2 separate regions of the Mus musculus genome follow, and region 2 is linked to region 1. The links are chromatin loops, found by intact Hi-C in ENCODE. Cell type or tissue: gastrocnemius. All regions are shown on one strand. Links, peaks and the distances in the headings refer to the core of each region. The heading gives the core; the rest is flanking DNA. Region 1 holds the start of Sgk1 (serum/glucocorticoid regulated kinase 1). Region 2 overlaps Sgk1 (serum/glucocorticoid regulated kinase 1).

Region 1 (10,161 bases), core at 1,219-9,218:
TTAGTCAAGCTTTTAAAACATCAGAGAGAAAGGCATTAGTCCAGAGGATTGTGGGGAAAGCATCAGACCTAGCTTTGCTTAGACATTGCTCCTCCAGTCAGCAGCGCTGTCTCCAGTGACTGCTGCTACTGAGGGGAGTCCGGAGAGCTAGGAGAAGGTTGCCTCCTGAGGCTGGGCTTCAGATATTGAGTAGTGACATACCTATTTCACATGGGGGTGGAGGAGAGTCTGACATGAAACGAAGAAAGAGGAGAGGGGGATGATATGAGACAAAACATCCAATTTGGAACTGGGCATGATGGTACCCTCAGCATACAATCTTAGCACTTATGAGGTGGAGTCAAGAGGGCAGGAGTTGAGGCCAGCCTAGACAACAACAACAACAACAACGACAACAAAAACCACACTTGATCTTTAGACAAACAAACTGACATTAACCAATTAATTGTTCAGTCTCTCTACATTACACTTTGCACAGAGAATCATTTTTCTTTTGTTGGGTTGCTATGAGGAATAAATGAAATAATCTGCAGAAACTGCTTGGTCCATGAGATTTAAAACACAGTCAGAATGAATACGGCTCCTGGTGGGCCACCATGGGAGCACATTAGCTATAGTCCCTTCTGGTGGCTCACTGGATTCCCTCTGGATAGCTGAGAAATGTAGGAAGCCGTCTTTTAGTGTTTTACAATCAAAAAATTGTGTTCAGGACTCAGTTGTTTCTTTGGTGAGTGTGTGTGCACAGCCCTCCCCACCTCCCCAGAATCCAGTTCTGTTCACAGCTCAATGTGGGCATTAGACAAAGGTTTACTTTGTAGGACTGTCTAGCTGGGCTAAAACTAAGATATGCAGAAATGTGTGGAACTTCAATAGAACATAAGGAAATGGATTATTCTTGGCCAAAAACAAAGACATTATAGAATATGAATTTGTATGTAAGGCACATAGAGCAGTTCAGCAAAGTATTAGCATCCATGACAACATGAGGAGGGAAGGAAGAGTTCCAGAAAAGGTGAGCTAAACTTCTCTACTGTCTTCTAACTGTACACATTTATTTTCCTATTACCTGTGTAATAACAATAATAATACATTTAAAACCATGTATGCTGGAGCATGGCTGGGATCCCAGCACCTAGGAGTCACAGGCCCTCAATGATCAGGAGTTCAAGGTCAGCCTCAGCTACGCCATGAGCTGTTGGAAGCTAATCGGGTTTAGAAGAAAGAGACCCCGTCTCAAATCAGTCAAACAAAAACACCCAAACTAGAAAAAGCCAAGGCAAGGTCAGAGTACAAGCAGAGAGCATTTAGAATACAGAATAAATCGGATGTGTAATAAAACAAAGTAGACAGGAATCAAGGAATTTCTCCCCAGGGCTGTCAATGACGTGACACATGTCACATTCTACTGTCCTTGAGGGGCAAGGAGAGCAGAGGGGGGGCAGGGAGATGTCAGACCCAATCTCCAGCAGACTGAACCCAGTGAAATGGCCTGCTGGACCTCATGGTGTAAATCTCTTTCTCCCTGCAGTTTTTGAGAAGACATCTGTACCCTGTCTCACTCTTTCCAAAACCCAAGGTCTGCAGAAACACTGGCTGAAACACACTGGTAAATTATGCTCGTAAGCAAAATGCAACCAGATGTCAAGCTGGGATTTCTAGTAGTATATTTTGATGGCAAAGAAAATAAGAAACTATTATAATAAATAAACAGTATGTAACTGACACTTGGTTGACTGACAATATATAGCTGAAAGGGTTCTAAACTCCCCAGGGACTGTGAACGTAGTTCACTGTTTGGGGATGGGGCTTGTGGGGGAGGGGTGACTTGCATGCTTGAGGCCCAGCACTGTAAAACAAAATACCCTTAATAGCACCAAATAAATTAGTTAAGATAGGCATAAGCTCATAAGCCTAAACCTATAGTTCCAATACACAAGAAACTGAGGCAGGAGGATCATTTCAGCCCAGGCATTCAAGACAGCTTGGTCAATGTAGCTAGAGAAAAAAAAAAAAAAAAAAAAAAAAAACAGCAAACTTTGGCTAGTTAGTTAGAAGGAAGTAAAGAATTTAAGGACTAAATAAAAGGGTGCTTCCCTTGGAAAAGTATCTTTTGACTACAGGGGAGACCTTAGTAGTGCGGGAGGACCAAGAAGCTGGGCTGACTTGCAGACTCTACTGGGGAAAGACCTCTCAACTGACACTGGCTGCAGGAGTTAGCGTTACTCAGATTTAGTGCGTATCGTTTGCATTTGGCCATAGATTTGGGGATCTCTAAGCCAGGATGTGAGAGAGCTCCTGCTGGCGCTTGCAGACTGCTGGTTTGCAGACCTGCCTTTCCAGCTTGACCCTTCAGTGCTAGGAGGCCGTCCAGCCCAGCCTGTAATTCATTACGTTCTGTTGCCTTTTCGGCACACACAGACGCGGCCTGAATGAAGGGAAGGGTGAATGAATGGAAGGAAGCAGCTGGATAGGACCGCCCCGGGCACTAAATAGGACGGCACAACTGGGGCTACAGGAGCCTCCTATTGCTTAAGAGACACTCCCCATAAGGATGTCAATGATCAGTCTTCCAACAACCACTCATTTCTGAGTCCCCACTCATGTATAAATTTGCAGAGCCACAGACCTCCAGTGTGGCCATTGCAATGAACTGAGTTTATCTGTGAAACAGAGAAAGGTCTATTCATTTACAGCCCTATGACATTACTAACATTATGAATGAAAGGAATTTAAACAAATGTATACAGCAAATGTACATAGCAGCAGAACCCTCCCCGCACGCCCCCCCCCCCAATCATAGTTTGGGCTATAAAACAGGCTATCCCTTATTCTTTTGGTAAGGGCACGTGTGCTAGGCAAAATTGAGGCAACTTGAAATAGAGGGTTTGAGATGTTGGGAGTCCATCATTTCTGTCAAAGGTCACTCTGGTCCTTTCCTGTTTACCCCAAAGATAGAGATAGTGGCAGAATGGATTTGAGGAGCCAAAGCTGCTTCTAACAATTGAAGACGAAAATGCAGCAGCCCTTGAGACGGAGGGAAGGTGTGGCAAAGTTGAACCCTTCAAAGATAAGAGCGAGAGAGCTACTTAATTAGCCCAGACTAAATTGCTTCTTATTAACTGCACTCGGGCCAGCTGTCTTTGAAACTGCCTTGTAATCCTGGGCATGGCTTTGATTGAGAAATCTCAGTTCCCATCTTAAACCCATTTGAAGGCATCTCGGCCCAACCCCCTTCTTCCAATGCAACTCCTCTGAGCCCCCCCTTTCCATCAACATCTCCCCTACCCACCCCCCAACAAATATGAATCTCAGCAGGGCCAGCGCTCACCTTGACCACTGACACCAGAAGCTCTGCTTTCACGAAGGGCTCAGTAACAAAACCCGAGGCTTACCCTAGGCAAGCCTCCAAAAGCATTTGAGAGAAGCAGCGTAGAAAACAAAAGCAACAACCACAACCTGGGCTTACCCGTTTCTTAAAAAATTGGAACGCTGAGCATTTCTTGACCGGGAATCCATTCATGTCTTTGTTTACCATCTTCCACAGAAGGGACTTCACAGTTATAGATCCAGGGTGGCACCGGCTTGGTTTACTGCATCTGTATCCCGATCCGCCTTCCTGGAGACGGTGAATGAAGACCGAACGGGATGGAGAGGCTAACGGGGCTCAGTTTTTCACTCGCTCATCCTGCTGCGGCAGCGACTGCAGTAACTCGCCCCACTTTCAGAGGCCACTGGCAATGGCTTTTCTCTTTCCATCATTGCTTTGAAACGTAAGCATCACCACAACAGGACCCCGGGGCCGGATGGCGGGATACAGCAAATCTATCCAGAGATGCTCTGGCGGGCGCTCAGGCGAGAGCAGGGTACCGTCCCCGCCCCCAGCTACCGAGCTGCTCCCGGGCTGAGCGGGGAGCGAGCGACTCGCTCTGCTCCAGGTGATGCGCTGCTGGAGGCTGCTGGAGGAGAGCTGTTTTTGATTGTGTAGGTTCCAGTGGGAGCTGTAGTTAAGCAGCTGGGGGAAGGAGTAAGAAAGAGCTGAAGCCGGAGGGAGGGAAGGAGGAAGGGAGAGAGCCTCCTCAGAAAGGTAAATGGAAAGAGAAAGCAAGGCAGGAAGGAGCAAGGATGCATGCATGCATATGTGAGTAAGATCAGAGGATGGTCAGGAGACACAGAAAACACAGAACAACGGATTCCCTTGGGAGGGTTCTTTGAATTGGTTTTTCTTTGCAACAATGTGGTAACCAGAGTAAAATGCAGACCCAATAATGTAATTCTCAATGAAGTTCTTCAGATTCCGGTTCTGATACCAAGCCCCGGAGGCAGGGGGTGGGGGGCATCAAACGTGTTCCTGCCCTATGAAACCTTGAAAAATAAAATAATGTGCCTACACATGTGTAGCAGTGAATGGTCTCTTACTCTGTAGGGTCCTCGGATGCCCTTCCTTCCGCTGTGACATTAGAAGGAACAACTGGGGAGGTAAGCCCACCCTTTTCAACAGAGAAGCCGGCAGTAAGAGAAAATCAATGAACAGAAACAAAGTGTGCAAAACCAATAGGCAGAACCTTGCCCAGACCTTCACCAAAAATTCGTGCTGAATCCATTCAATGCTAAGGGAGTCACAGGAAGCAAGGACGAGTCTTTTTACATGCCCCAACTTATCCTGAACCTCTGCAAAGTGAATTCATTTAACAAAAACATTTAATTATGCGTAGCTCGTTTCCACTTGTGCTCTTTGATGCTGATATTTTATGAGTTTTGTTTTGTTTTTTAAATAGGATTTATAGCAAAAAGGTTTGGGGTCCCTGTTAGCATGTGGTTTTGATCAGCTACTTCACCTCCGGCTGTACTTTGGTCTATGAGATAGACATACACGATCACTCACTCACTCACTCATTCATTCACTCATTCATTAATTCAGCCACTCAATCACTTGTTTGACATCTCATTCTATTCAAATATAGCATTCAAATCCAAAACCAGTAAGCGTTCACTGGTAGGAAATACACTAGAACTATCCTTAAAAATAATTGTTGATTGAGTGCTTGCATGAAACCATGAGTTTAATCCTCAGGACCACAAAACAAGCAAACAAACAAAAGAAAAAACAAAACAGCGACAGACACTGTGGCAACATGGGATTAGAACCCCTGCAGTTGGGAGGTTAAAGGTAGGAGGATCAGAAATGCAAGCTTATCCTCAGAGTTTGAGGCCAGACTAGAATTCATGGGATCCTAGCCAGAAACAACACCCAAACAGAACAATAACAACAACAAAACCCACATTGTTACACCATTTATATGGGAAACGTGGATTAACTGGGGAAGAGGTGCCTGAGTTCCTTTAGAGTATGAGTTTCTATGAGGTGAGATATGGATGAAGTTGTACAAGACACAAGGATACATTATGTAATCTACAGCTTCAGTAGGCCGTGATTTTCCTAAAGGGGCCATCTAAAATCACCAGAGAGAACTCAAAGAGAATTATTCTAAGATGAAAGAAATGTTCCCCATCGGGATTATGGTAATGACTACAGTAAGAACCAAACTTCATCATGAAACGAAAAAGAATTTGTTTTGCACAGTAAAATTATACCTCAGTAAGTTTCATTAGAAAACAGTGAAAGCCATTCAATCTCTTTCCTGTTCCTTTCTTCACTGTTCCTCACAAAGTGTTATAACAGCCATTTATTGAATGTGGGTGATAAATATATATATTTTAAATAACCCAGGGAAGCGGGTGATTCTGGGGCCCTCAGTTGGATTTCCTGTTGTTCTACCACACAGACTTGCTTTGGCAGATTCTCCATTGACCTAAGGTGAAGAGAAATGTCTCATGGAGTCTATAAGGGAAGGAGACGAAGACAAAACTAAAGACTAATTCATTCTTCCTGTCCCCCAAAGGCCACCTCCAGATGCTGACGCCATAGCTAGCCTATGCTAGACTTTACACAAGGTCATGAGCGCAATGGTGCATACTTTGTATCACAGGAGCAATGTACATATCATGGTTTGAATGAGAATGGCTTTCAGAGGCTCATAGAACTGCATGCTTATCCCCCGGTTGGTGAACTGTTTGGAAAGGACTAGGAGGTGTGGCCTTGTGTCACTGAGGGGTGGCCTTTGAGATTGCAAAAACCCATTCCAGGCCTGCTCCCCCATCCCCCGACCCCCCACAGCTTTCAAGTCATGTCAGTTTATAAAGCTCTCAGTTACTTCTTCAGTACCTGACACTCTCCCTGCCATGATGATCACCCCTCAGAAACCATGAGCAAGCCCCCCAATTAAACATTATCTTTTATAGTATTTGCCTTGGTCATAGTGTCTCTTCACAGTAATAGAACATGACTAAGTATGTACACATGTACTTAAGCATTAGATCTATTCTCCTTTGCAGGTGACAGGATAGGAAGGAAAGGCAGGTGACAAAAGGTAGAGGGATCCATAATTTAGGGCCATAGTTTGGTCATTACAACAACAATAAAGTGTTTACAGGACACAGTTAGCTCTCTTGGGACAGCAGGGTCTCTCTTTCCTCTTGAACTTTCCTTGTCATAATGAGACCATTAGCAGATAGGCTGTAGGTTTGTATATGTGTGGCCCAGGAAGTGGCACTATTAGAAGGTGTGGCCTTGTTCGAGTAGGTGTGGCCTTGTTGGAGTATGTGTCACTGTGGGCATGGGCTTTAAGACTCTCATCCTAGCTGCCTGGAAGCCAGTATTCTGCTAGCAGCCTTCAGATGAAGATGTAGAACTCCCAGCTCCTTCTGCCTGGATGCTGCCATGCTCCTGCCTTGATGATAATAAACTGAACCTTTGAACCTGTAAGTCAGCCCCAATTAAATATTGTCCGTATAAGAGTTGCTTTGGTCATAGTGTCTATTCACAGCTAAGACATAGGCCTACTATCACCTCTGTTTCCTAAGTATCTATCTTGGTAGCCTCAATACAAATGCTTTAAAAAGAAGTACAAGGTAGTTTTTGTTTTACGTATATCTTTATGCATCTCTTTGTTATGTCTTGCAGTGTTGGAGATCAGATGTGATACTTCATGCATCCTAGACAAACCCTTTACTGTTGAGCTATATTTCCCACCTCCTTCCTTTCCTTTCTTGGTTTTGAGGCAGTATCTCACTAGGTTGTCTCTGGCCTTGTAACTTGTTCTGTAGTGCAGGCAGGACTTGAATTTGAGATCTTCTTGTCTCAACCTTCTAGGCTGCTGGAATTAGTGACTATACTACCAGGCCTGGATGTTTTTTGCTTTTTGTTTTTAAAGATGTAATTTTTGCCCAGTGATGATACCATCCTGGCTCCTTGTGCATTTTGAGGCTGGGGATGACAACATAGCTTTTCTTGGGACAGGCCAGCTGGACAACTGCTTGAGGCTTGAGGGCACAGTGTCCTGAGAGTGGGTGGGGGGGAAGCTATTTAGTTAGTTAGTTTGGTTGGTTGGTTGGTTTTGTGTGTCTGTGCATATGTGTAAGTATCTGAAGATGCAATGGGAAGTGAACTTGGGTTCTTGGAAGTGCTCTAAACCATTGAGTCATTGGACCAGCCCCTATTTCTGTTCTCTTCTTTAATTTTCTTTTTCCCTTCCTTCCTTCCTTCCTTCCTTCCTTCCTTCCTTCCTTCCTTCCCTCCTTCCTTCCTCCCTCCCTCCCTCCCTCCCTCCCTTCCTTCCATCCTTCTTTCCTTCCTTCTTTTCTTCCTTCTTTCCTTCTTTCTTTAAACCAAATAGATATAGATTTATCTATCTGAGAAAGAGCCAAGAGGCTCCAGGAAGGAAATATGCCCAATTATTTCTTATAGCAAAATAATCCTTGGTTTTATTAAATTAGTGAGTTGACTTCCCTCTTTTTACCACGCAATATTACTTGTTCAACTTTGTGATCCTGACACACTATGGAAGTGGCTGAGTGCAGTAGGCAGTGTCTTTTCAAATGAATTCAATAAGAAGACAAATAATCTGGCCCAGTGAGCCTGGCCCTGGGCTCTGCGCGGGAATCATTGGCTCCCCCTGAGCATGTGAGAGGGCTGCACGGCTGCAGTCCCATCATCTGGGCTGCACTCTGGTAACAGTCGCTGCCCTCCTCTCTCCTCTTATCTCCTTTAAGCCTCCTGATACTGGTTTCCTTCCTTTCTAATTGAATGTCTAATTTGTAGCATCTGATTGTCACAAAGAACACCTAAAACTTGGTTTGATCTTCTTCCCCTCTCCCTTTCTGTGCGTGTATGGGTGTGCACACACATGGGTGGTAGACATCAGATGTATCTCCTCTATCATTTTTTTTTTTAATTTAAAATACTTTCTTTGACAGTTTCAAGCATATCTACAACGTGTTTTGGTCATGTCCACCCCAACTCTGTTACTACCCCAGACTCCACCAGCATGTACCTTGCCTATCTTTGCTTCTGTCCACATTATTACTGTTGTCTTTGCTTTGTTATTATCCTACGACAGGTTCTCACTATATAGTCCTGGCTAGCCTGGAACTTGATGTATAGACAAAGAGCTCTCTAGGGCTAGGATTTAATGTGTGCTCCACCACCTGGCTTCTCCACCCTAATTTCTGGAGCTGAGCACTTACCTGTACCACCTGGTTTTGTGTGTCAATTTGACACACGTTTGAGTCATCAGAGAGGAAGGAGCCTCAGTTGAGGAAATGCCTCCATGAGATCCAGCATTTTCTCAATCAGTGGTTAACGGGGGGGAGGGGCCAGCCTATGGTGGGTGGGGCCATCCCTGGGCTGATTCAGGTCCTGAGTTCTATAAGAAATCAGGCTGAACAAGTCATAAGAAGCAAGCCAGTAAGCAGCATCCCTCCATGGTATTGGCATCATCTCCTGACTCCAGGATCCTGCTCTCTTGGAGTTCATGTCCTTAACTTCCTTCAATAATGAGCAGCAATATCGAAGTGTAGGCCGAATAAACCCTTTCCTCCCCAACTTGCTTTTGGTCACGGTGTTTCATTGCAGCAATAGAAACCCTAAGACAATCTCAGACTGGATCCAAAGCTCACCAATTAGCTAGACTGGCTAGGCAGAGCCCACCCCTCATCCTCCTGTCCCTGACTCTCCAGTCCTGAGATTACCTACAAATGACATTGTACCTGGCATTTTTTGTGGAGGCTGGGAATCCACACTCAGGTGCCCAGACTCACACAGCACTGTACTCCCCCACCCCCACCCAGACTCACACAGCACTGTACTCCCTGATCCCCCCCCAACCCCCAGGCTCACACAGCTCTGTACTTCCCTCCCCCTCCCCCCAGCTTCCCATTTGCTCTTTAATAGTTTATCTAGTTTCCCTGCTGGTAATATTATGTAAATTATAACACAAATAATAAATAAAGGAGCTGTGTGGTACTGATCACATTATATACCCAGAATTGTACGGACTGTGACAATCTTTCTCTCAGCTACTGAACCCATTTTCTCATCTGTAGAATAATGGTAATGAAGTGCTTTTCCACCTGCCTCATAAGGTAACTGTCAATAGTAAATTATACGTGAAGGGCTTTGTCCCTGTTTGCAAAATTCTCAATAAATCTATCCTTTTGATCTTAATCAGACAGGAGACATACATCAATATAATGTAGAAACTCCTTACAGACTTAGAGAGTGTCAGCATGTGATATATTTAAGTTTTGAATGGAATGTGATTTTCCTATGGCACCTGGAAAACAGAGAAGATCATAAGAGAATATTTATTGAGGAACGGATGTCCCACTGAAGAAAGGCATACAAATAGATCATGTCATAAGAAATATTTTACAACCTTCTCTGACACAGGTAACTTGATTATACAGGGATGCATGCAATCATGGCTTAGCAAAACCCACTGGGGATTGGATGTCTCTTTGTGGACATGCTAAAGATTTCTCTTATTATCTTTTGTTTCAAATTTGTAATTCTTTCGTTTCATCAAATTGGATTTGTTTTTTAAATCTTTGTGTATTTACTATGTATATACTCATGTATGTGTATTTACTGTGTGTATATTTATGTGTGTGTATTTATCATGTGTATATTTTTGTGTGTATTTTCTATGCGTATGTTTTTATGTGTGTAAATATGTGTGTATTTACTGTCTGTGTATTTGTGTGTGTGTGTGTGTGTGTGTGTGTGTGTGTGTGTGTGTATTTACTGTCTGTATATTTCTGTGT
Region 2 (10,161 bases), core at 1,117-9,116, 100 kb before region 1:
AAAGACCAGAAGTAAAACTTTTGTTAATGAGTCATTAGGGAGGTAATGGGTGATATAATTTCCACTCTGAACCCTTCATCCTTGGGCCCTAGCTATGGAGAACATACGGGAGGAAATGTACAGAGTGTCTACTGAGAACACATACATACAGCATCTCACTGTTGTATTCCTATGAGGGGACACCATGGCCAAGGCAATTTTCATAATGAATCATTTAATTGGGGGCTGGCCAATTAGTTTCAAAGGGCTAGGCTATGGTCATTATGTCAGGAAGCAGGCAGGCAGACATGACACTGAGATAGTAGCTGCAAGCTTTACAGGGATCAGGTAGAGAGGGAAAGAGGGAGAGGAGAGAGAGACAGAGGCAACACCATGGGCCTAGCCTGGGTTTTTGAAACCTTAAACTCACCCAAAGTCACATATCTCCAAGAAGGCCACACATTCTAATCCTTCCTAAACACTTCCAGTAACAGGGGACCAAGCATTGGAACATGAGCCTGTGGGGTCTACCTTCTTAGCCACCATATACAGCCTTCTGATGAACCTTGCCCCACCCAGTCTGCTGAGTACAGCCCTTATAAATAGTGTTTCCTCACTTAGTCATCTGCCTCAGGTTCTGGGAACCATGGTGTATTAGTCAGGGTTCTCTAGAGTCGCAGAACTTATGGACAGTCTCTATATAGTAAAAGAATTTATTGATGACTTACAGTCGGCAGCCCAATTCCCAACAATGGTTCAGTCGCAGCTGTGAATGGAAGTTCAAGGATCTAGCAGTTACTCAGTCTCACACGGCAAGCAGGCGAAGGAGCAAGAGCTAGACTCCCTTCTTCCAATGTCCTTATATTGTCTCCAGCAGAAGGTGTAGCCCATATTAAAATTGTGTTCCACCACACCTTTAATCCCGGATGACCTTGAACTCGGAGATTTAATCTTCTGGAATCCATAGCCACTATGCTTCAAGATCTCCATACCAAGATCCAGATCAGAATCTTCTATCTCCAAGCCTCCAGATAAGGGTCACTGGTGAGCCTTCCAATTCTGGATTGTAGTTCATCCCAAATATAGTCAAGTTGACAACCAGGAATAGCCACTACACATGGGAAGGCCGATAGATTCCACAAGATCAGGCTCATTGCTGTGGTTCTTCAGTTGTGATGAAGTCGCATCTGATCTTGGTCAGATGAGCAGGACAGTGGGTAAGGGTGGAATGTGTCATACTGGAGCCTCAGCAGAAGAATGTGCGAAAGGCACTTTACATCCAGAATGTCTGCTCCAACTAAGACAAAATGTGACCTTATATATGCTCAGAGTGACAAAACAGAATCAGCTTGTTGGGAAATGTGACTTTGGGAAATGGTGCCACATTGGGGATTCAATTGGCTGACACTGTTAGCATAAACTTAGTGAGTAAAGTCGGGGGCTTTGGTGAGTAGAAACGTATGTTAACTCACTCTAGGATTTCTTGGTGGTTTTAGTAAGAACTGTCCACTTAGGTTCACGTAGTTGAATACTCTGTCCCTTATTGTCCAGTTGGGTGGTGGAGATGAACCCACTCCCCTCCAATACAAGCTCTCAGCTACTGCTCCAGTTACCATGCTTGCCTGCCTGCTGCTATGGTCCCTGCCGTGATAGTTGATAATGGACTCAGCCTCTGAAACTTTTTGTTTGTTTGTTTTTTGAGACCCTGTAGCCCTACCTGGCCTTGAACTTCTGATCCTACTACCTCCATGTTCCAAGTGCTGAGACTATGGGTGCATACCGTCAACCCATTTAAGTTTTAAAGGCCTTCCCTGCTGAGACCACTCGCTGGTTATCATTCACGAGGGACATGAAAATGTCTTCTTGTCCTTTGCAAACTCAGAGAGGCTTAGCCCATACACCTCTTCCCCACGTGTCCTTGTCACTCTTTTTCCAACCATGTTCCTTCCACGTCTCTGACCATTCACTGAACCAGTGGCCACAGCCCAAGCATTGATATGCAGGAACTCTTGGGGCCCTCTTGCTTGCAATCAGTGTGTGTATCCAAATCCACTTTCTAAAGTTCTGCCCACTAAGAAGAGGTCTCTTCACTACTACTGTCTTTCAGGATATAGTGCTGTGGGGAATTTATCCATTTGCAGTCATATATGCATGCATGACAGTATCAGTCAGTAACATGATACCACTACACACACAGGCTTTGTATCACAGAGATACGAAAATGCAGTATAGCCCTGGTTTCTTTCATACCAAGCAATTAAAAACCTTAGATGTTGTATCCTGAAACTTGAACATCTCCATTCTTCTGCATACGGTAGAGGGTACAGTTGAGTATTTCCATAACTTTTCCTGCTAGGTTTGATACAGGTTTCATCCCACTCTGTGGCCAGTAATTTTCAACATTCTTTGCAAGTCTGTGCAAGATGAGCATTGCACCATTTATCAAGCAAAACTTAAAAATGAAAAAGATTATTCCGATGTCTGTCTATGCATTGAGACTGTCTATCCATTCAACCAATGGGTTTGAACACATCAAATGTCATCTCACACCAGTTTTGAACCTTGAAAAGAATTATCACCATGTTGAAACATGAAAACCACAGCTCTAGGGATGCCAGGGCACATCAACTTACTTCTCCCACAACAAAAAAAGCTCTGAAAGGCTGTGGCTCCTTCATCCTTTGTAGGAAATATTCATTAGTGCTCCTGGAATTGGCTGCCCTACAGTTGCAGGAGACAGGTAGAGCTGCCCATTTCCCTCTGGAGTTTTTTTTTTTTAAGTTTTGAAATGCATCCCCAATCTGGGGGTTACCAATAAGCCTTGCTCACCAGGGAGTTTAGGAGTCTGTAGATGTTTACAATTTTCTAGGATTTTGAAACAGGAAGAGTGGGATTATCTTCTCCCACCTTCGCATGCCTTGCAGTAAGTGATGCCCAATAAACACTGGAGGAATCTATGAATAAACCTATTCTCTCCATAGCTTGCCACATTTCTCCTACTTATCTTTCCTTCTTGGTTACAAATGCTAAGACAAATTTTGATGGGAATTATTTATTATGAAAGAGATCCTGAAGGCAAACTGTTGTTTTTACCTTTATATTAAAAAAATGTATGTTCAGAATTTCTGTGCTGAAGTTTCACAGCATAACTCCGCATAAGAGCACATCTGCATAAGGGCTTAAATATCTGCGTTTTCAAATTTTGGGTTGATTTCATTTTTAAGACAGGCTGCCATCCAGCATAAGCAAGCCCAGAATTCATCCATGTAGCTGAGGTCGCCTTAAACTCACCTTTCTACCTATGCCATCTGATCGCTGGGATTAGAAGCACACAGCCTCACACCTGGCCTTGTTTTTATCATGACGATAAATAACAAAGGGCAGAAATGGACACAACAAACAGCTTTTACATAACTCCTACCCGATGTTCTTCTGTCTCCTGCCTCCATCCCCCTAATCCTATGTTCTTAAATTTTTGCATTTTTGGAGATTACAGGTTTCTAAAAGTTTGAAATGGACACTATACGGTCCTCTGGACTATTTTTCCTTTCTGTCTCTTTTAAAAATAGCATTATAGATGGGCAGTGATGGCACAGCATTTAATCCCAGCACTCAGAAGGCAAAGACTGGTGGATCTCTGAGTTTGAAACCAGCCTGGTCTACAAAGTGAGTTTCAGGACAGCCAGGGCTACATAGAGAAACCCTGTCACAAAACAAAACAAAACAAAACAAAACAAAACAAAACAAAACAAAAATAATAAAAGCATCTCGCTGTAAAAGCTGCAGTGTGTCACAGAACATTGCATTAGTATGCTTTTTTGTCCAAACAGCTTTTCTTACAAATATTCATTGCAAGTTCAAGGTGCAAGGCTTATGACTTATGACTTAATCAGGACTCCTCTCGGCTATCCCGCTGTTGCCCTGTGTCTCTGAGACCCTGTAGCTTTGGCTCTGCCAGGCTAGCCCCTTCATGTGCTCAAGCAGTTCATAGTAGACAGGATAGATGCTGGAGTGGGCCGACTCTCCCAGGTGGGCCCTAGCTCTGGACCTGAGTGGGACCTGAGTTGGTCAGCCCTCCAGTTCTCCCTCACCCAAGCCCCTTGCTTTGCCCAGGTGAGGGGCAGGGACAGCTCTTCCTCGAGCCACAGCCACCAGAGAGGCAGCTGAGTTGGTCATTGTAGAATTAGTATGTTCTCATAAGGCTGTTGGTAATTATAATTCGAGTCATTTGTAAAGGTCTTGTGGAATTTTTCTCATTTTTAAGATTTAGTTTTTAGCATGTGGGTGTTTTGTCTGTGAGCCGTGTACATGCTTGGGGCCCAAGGAAGCCAGGTGTCAAATCTCCTGGAACTGGATGGTTATGAGCCACCGTGTGGGTGCTAGGACCCAAACCCACATCCTCTGGAAGGGCAGCCAGTGCTCTTAGCCACTGAGCTTTACACACTTCTTGTCTGATTTTCCATTATAATAGCTTGCAATGGTTGCAAGGTGGGTTTCAGACCCTGGACAAGCAGCCTATGTTCCTATTTAACATATCAAAGTAGACCTTGACTTTAAATTCTAAGGTGTGCCTGGCACACCCCACCCTCTACCCAGAACTTTCTACCCCAGAGGCTAAGCCTCCCCCTCCCCAAAGGCTCTTCCCTTTATAATCCAGATATTTTGCATGATATATCAATACCTACCTCTGTACCTTTACCTAAATCCATCTCTATCTCTCTATCTTGGCATGCCAATTGGCAGTTTCCCTGGCCCCACTCCTTGGAATCAGGGAATCCTCCTGAGAGCTGCCCCCAAATAAATCTGCACCCTTTTACTTTCAATTTTGTTTGAGTTGGCATGTCCTTCAATGGAGAAAACCTATTAATACGCAACAGTCTTTATGCAATTCTAACCCAGTTCCCGTGACTGAAAAACAGTTCACTCTTCTTACCTGCAGCTTCAAAAGATATCACTGTGCGATATGATATAGAAATGACGGAATCAGAAAGCAGAGATCTGGGTGCTTCTAATGCTAAAAGCCCCGTTTTGAGCCAGTAAACCCAGTTCACGTTTAAAAACAAGTTGAAAATAACACTTTTGTGTGTGTGTGTGTGTGTGTGTGTGTGTGTGTGTGTACATGTGCTGTGGTGGAAGGTAAGGCCTAAGGATCTGGAGTTTCAGGACAGCACAGGATAGCAGTGAGATCCTATTTCAACAGAACAAAATGAAACACAAAGCTATTTAACACAACTGCCCTATGAACGCCTCTGCTGGGCCCACCATACCTTAAACATACTCAAGATGCATCAGCAGACACTAGGACACCATGAGAGCAATCTACAGCCTAGGTTTACTGTCAAGATTACTTCTCAGTTTGAATTGTCCTTTTTCCCAAACACCTCTGTGTACATTCGAGCTAATGTCACAGCTTTGACATCACTGAAGCAGTAAAGGAGATCGAGCAGGGTTTCCAGTTCGGTCAGCATTAGGACACATCAGTAGGCTGAGTGAAGCACTCGCTCTACTGTCCTCATGGCCATTTCACTAACCACAAGGGATGATGGGAAACACAGGTGAGAGTGGGTAGGGGAAGAGTTTGAGAAGCCAACGTATGCCATTTAATGCCCATGAGGGCAGTGCAACCTAGCTACTACCATATAATTCTCCTCTAACAAAACAAAACTCTAATCAGCAGAAACGGCTGACTGCCGTGCATTTCCACATGGATCTTGGATGCCATTCAACACCCCCAGGCCACCCTGTGACAACCTTCTCCGAAGTCTCCTTGTATTCTCTCTTTTCTGTCAGTCTACACCATAAAAACCAGAGTTTGAATCAGGACCATTTTGTTTGGTTTTGGATGAACTCTACCCTAACATCTAATTCTATTCTCATTTGTTTCCTCCACTTACACACCTCCCTCTCCACCCATTCCCTTAAGAAGCTAACTCCACAGCTGGGCGTGGTGACGCATGCCTTAAATTCCAGTTCTTGGAAGCCAGAAGCAGGTAGATCTGAGTTCAAGGCTACCCTGGTTTACAGAGTGAGATCTAGGACTGCCATAGCTACAGAGACCCTGTAAACAAACAAACTAAAGAGAGAAGCCCTGTCCTCACCTGCCTTTCAGTGAACCATTTTCATTCCTGGGATAGCTACCTACTGGTTATAGGCTATTTTTACTATGTACAGTTTTAAAGTTACAAAATAGCTTTGTAAGTGTCCAAAGTATATTCTGCCACATGTCTCATTATATGCTTGTGATTCCAACACTTTGGAGGCGAGAGCAGAAGGACCAAGAATTCGTAGTTACCCACAGCCACATAGTAAATTCTAAGCCAGCCTGGAATATATAATATCTTGTCTCAAAACCTGTATTTTATCTAACAAAAAAATAGCCCTGTTGTTAAGACCAAAACTCAAAAAAAAAAAAAAAAGCTTCATTAAATCTTTTCCTTTCTTTCTTTCTTTCTTTCTTTCTTTCTTTTTTTTTTTTTTTAATTTTTGAGACAGGGTTTCTCTGTGTAGCCCTGGCTGTCTTGGAACTCTCTCTGTAGACCAGGCTGGCCTTGCATTCAGAAATCTGCCTGCCTCTGCTTCCCAAGAGCTGGGATTAAAGGCGTGCGCTACCACACCCGGTCATTAAACCTTTTCTTATATTTCCTTATATATTCGCGTTTATAATGTGTTTATGTGCATATGTTGGTACAAATATATTAATAGACATGTGGTGCACATGTTTTGTATTAAAATACTTTTTACTCAAATGTTCCTTTTGCCCAAGATAGCTCTGTCCTTTGAGACTGGATTCCTCTGTGTAGTTCTGACTGTCCTGGAACTCTTTCTGTAGATAAGGCTGACCTTAAACTATCTCTGCCTCCTAAAAACAGAGATAAATGTAGGTGCCACCAATGCCACAGAGCAATCTCTTTTCTATTATAGCTTGTCATTTTGTTTCTTTGAGACCTGCTTCCACTATATAGCACAGGGTGGCCTTGAACTTATGACTTTCTTTCCTTACTTCCCAAATACTGAGTTTATTGCTTGCCCACCATTCCTGGTCCTGCGTCTCCTTTGATTCTGAGGCCTGGATAAACTTAGAACCCTTTGCTTGACCTGGAGCAGGTGAATCTCTGAGTTTGAGGCCAGCCCAGTCTAGAGAGTTCAAGGACAGCCATGGCTACACAAAGAAACCATATCTTGGGGGGAGGGGAGGGGAAAGAATTCTCTGCTTGAGTAAATCCAAATTTAACTTGTTGAAAGCTTCTCTCTCAACAATCTGTATTAGACGTTATAAAATGTCTTTCGTAAGAATAAAGAAAACTACCAGAGGTTTGGTATTTCAGCAAATTAATCACATGTATAAGACCTTAAAAATAAGATCATAGGCTGGCCTCGGTCATCATTTGGTGGCAGGTTGACCTTTAACTGTGTGTAGCTGGGGGTGCCCTTGAGCTTCTGACCCCTTGTCTCCACCTCCCAAGGGCTGGCTTATGTGGTCCTGGGAATGGAGCCCAGGGCTTTGTGGATGCAGGTTACAGTCACCACCAACTGAACTGCACCCCAGCACAGTAGAACATTTTAACCTTAGCCGCAACTAACATCACTAGATATTCTTGATGCAGTTTGACATAAGATAATAAAAATGAGGGACATTTGTTGAAAAATGAGAAAGATAACTTTCCTAAAACATGAATTGCCATCAATCTATTTATCTCACATTTTAAAATGACAACATATACTCTTCAGGTTTCTTCAGAACAGCAGTTTCCCACCCCTTTGGGAGTCACATGCCAGATATCCTACAGATCAGATATTTTTATTATGATTCATAACAGTTAAAAAGCAGCAACAAAAATAATTTTATAGTGGCGAGTCACTACCATGAGGGGCTGTTAGGGTCACTGCTCTGGAGTAACAGAACTTCTAGAAAGAATCGATAGCTATAGAAAGGGATTCATTAGAATGACTTACAGGCTGCAGTCCAGATAATTCAACCAAAGTCGACTGTGAGCGGAAAATCCAAAAATCCAGGAGTTGCTTATCCATGCGAGGCTGAATGTCTGGTAAACGGTGTGCCTTCCTGCCTCAAGATATGGATTAAAAGTAGGCCTTCCTACTCCAAATTAAGCAAAAATTCCTCACAGATGTGCCCTCCATTTCCAGATGTAGTCAAGCTGGTAACCAAGAATAGCCGTCATACAAATTTTCCTGATATAATTCTGGGAGTAAGAAAAAACTATGAAAACCAAGTGTCTGTCCTCCTGACACACCGGAGGCAGCAGCAGAGGCAGAGGAAGAGGCGGAGATAAAGGCAAGGCAGGCCGAGCTTCAAAAGTTCAAGGTCAGCCCGGTCCTACGAAATGACTTTCAAGCCAGGCAAATTCATGGCCAGCTATGTAGACAAACTGTTTCAAACAGACTGGCGGACAGACAGACAGAAAGAGACTTTGAAACATCAAAGCTCTTAGGTGTGAAGTGAATTATTTGAGCAAATCAGGCAGGCGCAAGAAGATCGTCACTGACTTATAATTGTTCAACTTACAAGTTTTTAAAAAAGCATTTCAGTGGTTTTGTTTACATATTACTTGTTTTGTTAGATTTCCTGTGTGTGTGTGTGTGTGTGTGTGTGTGTGTGTGTGTGTGTGTGTGTGTATGTGTGTGTGTGCATGTGCGTGTCACAGTGTGAATGTGGAACTCTGAGGACAACCTGAGGAACTTGGTTTTCTCCTTTCACCATCTGGGTCCTGAGGCTGGGACTCTGGTTGGTGGCAGGCACCTTTTACCCACTGAGTCATCTGTGAACACACGTCATGATTGGAGTATTTTGACATGATTGTGATAGATTGATATGTCTTCAATAGAAATTACATTTTATAAAAAAAAAAAAACGTGATGTTTTCCTGGCCAGCAATGTATAGACAGATTGTTCCTCGTGATAGTTACTGTAGGCTAACATAAATATTGGTAGAGCAGGCAAACCAAATAATAATGTATGGTAGGTTGTGTGCGCTAAGTGCTTCCTGACAATATGCTGTGTGTTTTATTGGGATGACCCTTCGTTGTAAGTAGAATAATACCTGTACTGTATAAAAACATTTTCAGTGAATTTTGGGAACCAGACAACACAGCCATTGTAGAATACTGTCAGTTCATCCCCCAGTCAAACAGCAGAAATAACAAGTAAGTTTAGGAAGAGGAAAAGGGAAGATACATTCCTGAGCCCCACAAAGGCAGAACAGATCTTGCTCCATTTGTAAAGCCACCGAAGGCTGACCCCTTGGTTTACTCAATCTGAGGGAACGTGAGGGGGCTCCTCTGTGAGTAGCTAAATTGGTTCTGTAGTCACACATGCATCTGGCAGTGGGGTAGTCATGAGGCTGGGATTTAATGTCAAACAACTCAAATGCTGCATAAGCTTGACTCTCAGCACCTTCCAGCAGAGGCGTCTGAAAGGACACTCACCGGACCCTGGAGCAAGTACCCTGTCCTCTGTCTAGAACTGCGCATGCCTTGCTGAGATAGAGCAAAGTTCTTTCCTGCATTCCAAATCCTGGCTTTAGAATTCCACTGGTTTTCCCAGCGTTTGTTTGTTTGTTTGTTTGTTTGTTTGTTTGTTTTTGAGATGGGGTCTCACATAGCACAGGCTGGCCTTAAGCCCACTGTATAGGTTAAAATGGCTCTGAATGCCAGTCATGCTGCCTCTGACTTCTTAGCGCTAGGAAAACATGGCCTTACCACCACACCTAGCCCAGAACCCAACACTCCCTATTAAGGATGCTAAAAAGTCAAGAAAAATGTGTTCCTGTCTTTCTGGTTCTGGTAGCCAAGAGTACACGGAAGAATATGGGGTTCCACATGCAAGGAATAATGTGGGAGAGGTTGCTTCAGTCCAAAGGAAAACCTAGAATCTGAGTTTACAACCTTCCCCTGTCAATTCCTTGTTTAACAGCTTAAACATTAAAAGCCAAAACAAAAAAACAAAGTGAGCTATTTTATCTAAATGAACAGGCAACACCTAGTGTGATCTCCGGCTGCAGGACTTGGGTCCCACAGCATGTGTCACAGTGTGCCTGTCTGTGTCTCCAGGATCCTTGTCACTCTTGTGTTTGGAGCCCTAGATAATAAGGCTCAATAAATGATGAAACTTTAAATTTCAAGAGAAAAACCCCACTAAAGGTCCAGTAAGGAACAACATAGTGA

What was found. A loop is a pair of places that touch in the nucleus more often than their neighbours do. Peaks named below come from ENCODE experiments on the same cell type or tissue, not always from the same donor. Only the 100,000 strongest peaks of a DNase experiment are listed, where the experiment ranks them.
Region 2: it touches region 1 in a loop (2.4-fold over the local background); 7 of 42 quality-filtered maps call a loop at or near these places.

Annotation. Positions count from the first base shown.
Region 1 is chr10:21,876,013-21,886,173 of GRCm38, reverse strand. Sgk1 (serum/glucocorticoid regulated kinase 1) reads right to left here and starts at 3,990. Exons shown (of 14, transcript NM_001161845.2): 1 at 3,467-3,990. The coding sequence starts at 3,535. Gm46215 (a long non-coding RNA gene) reads left to right here and starts at 3,896. Exons shown (of 3, transcript XR_001779732.1): 1 at 3,896-3,981; 2 at 4,424-4,476. Gm23839 (a small nucleolar RNA gene) reads left to right here and starts at 7,282; the gene lies at 7,282-7,390. In gastrocnemius, for the core only: no CTCF peak of the experiment used is centred there; DNase peaks (open chromatin) are centred at 2,389, 3,350, 3,850, 4,301 and 1 more place; H3K4me3 peaks cover 1,148 bases.
Region 2 is chr10:21,976,754-21,986,914 of GRCm38, reverse strand. All of the region lies in intron 3 of Sgk1 (serum/glucocorticoid regulated kinase 1), which reads right to left. Among named protein-coding and RNA genes, the nearest start is that of Gm34267, 77 kb to the left of the region's middle. In gastrocnemius, for the core only: no CTCF peak of the experiment used is centred there; a DNase peak (open chromatin) is centred at 5,690.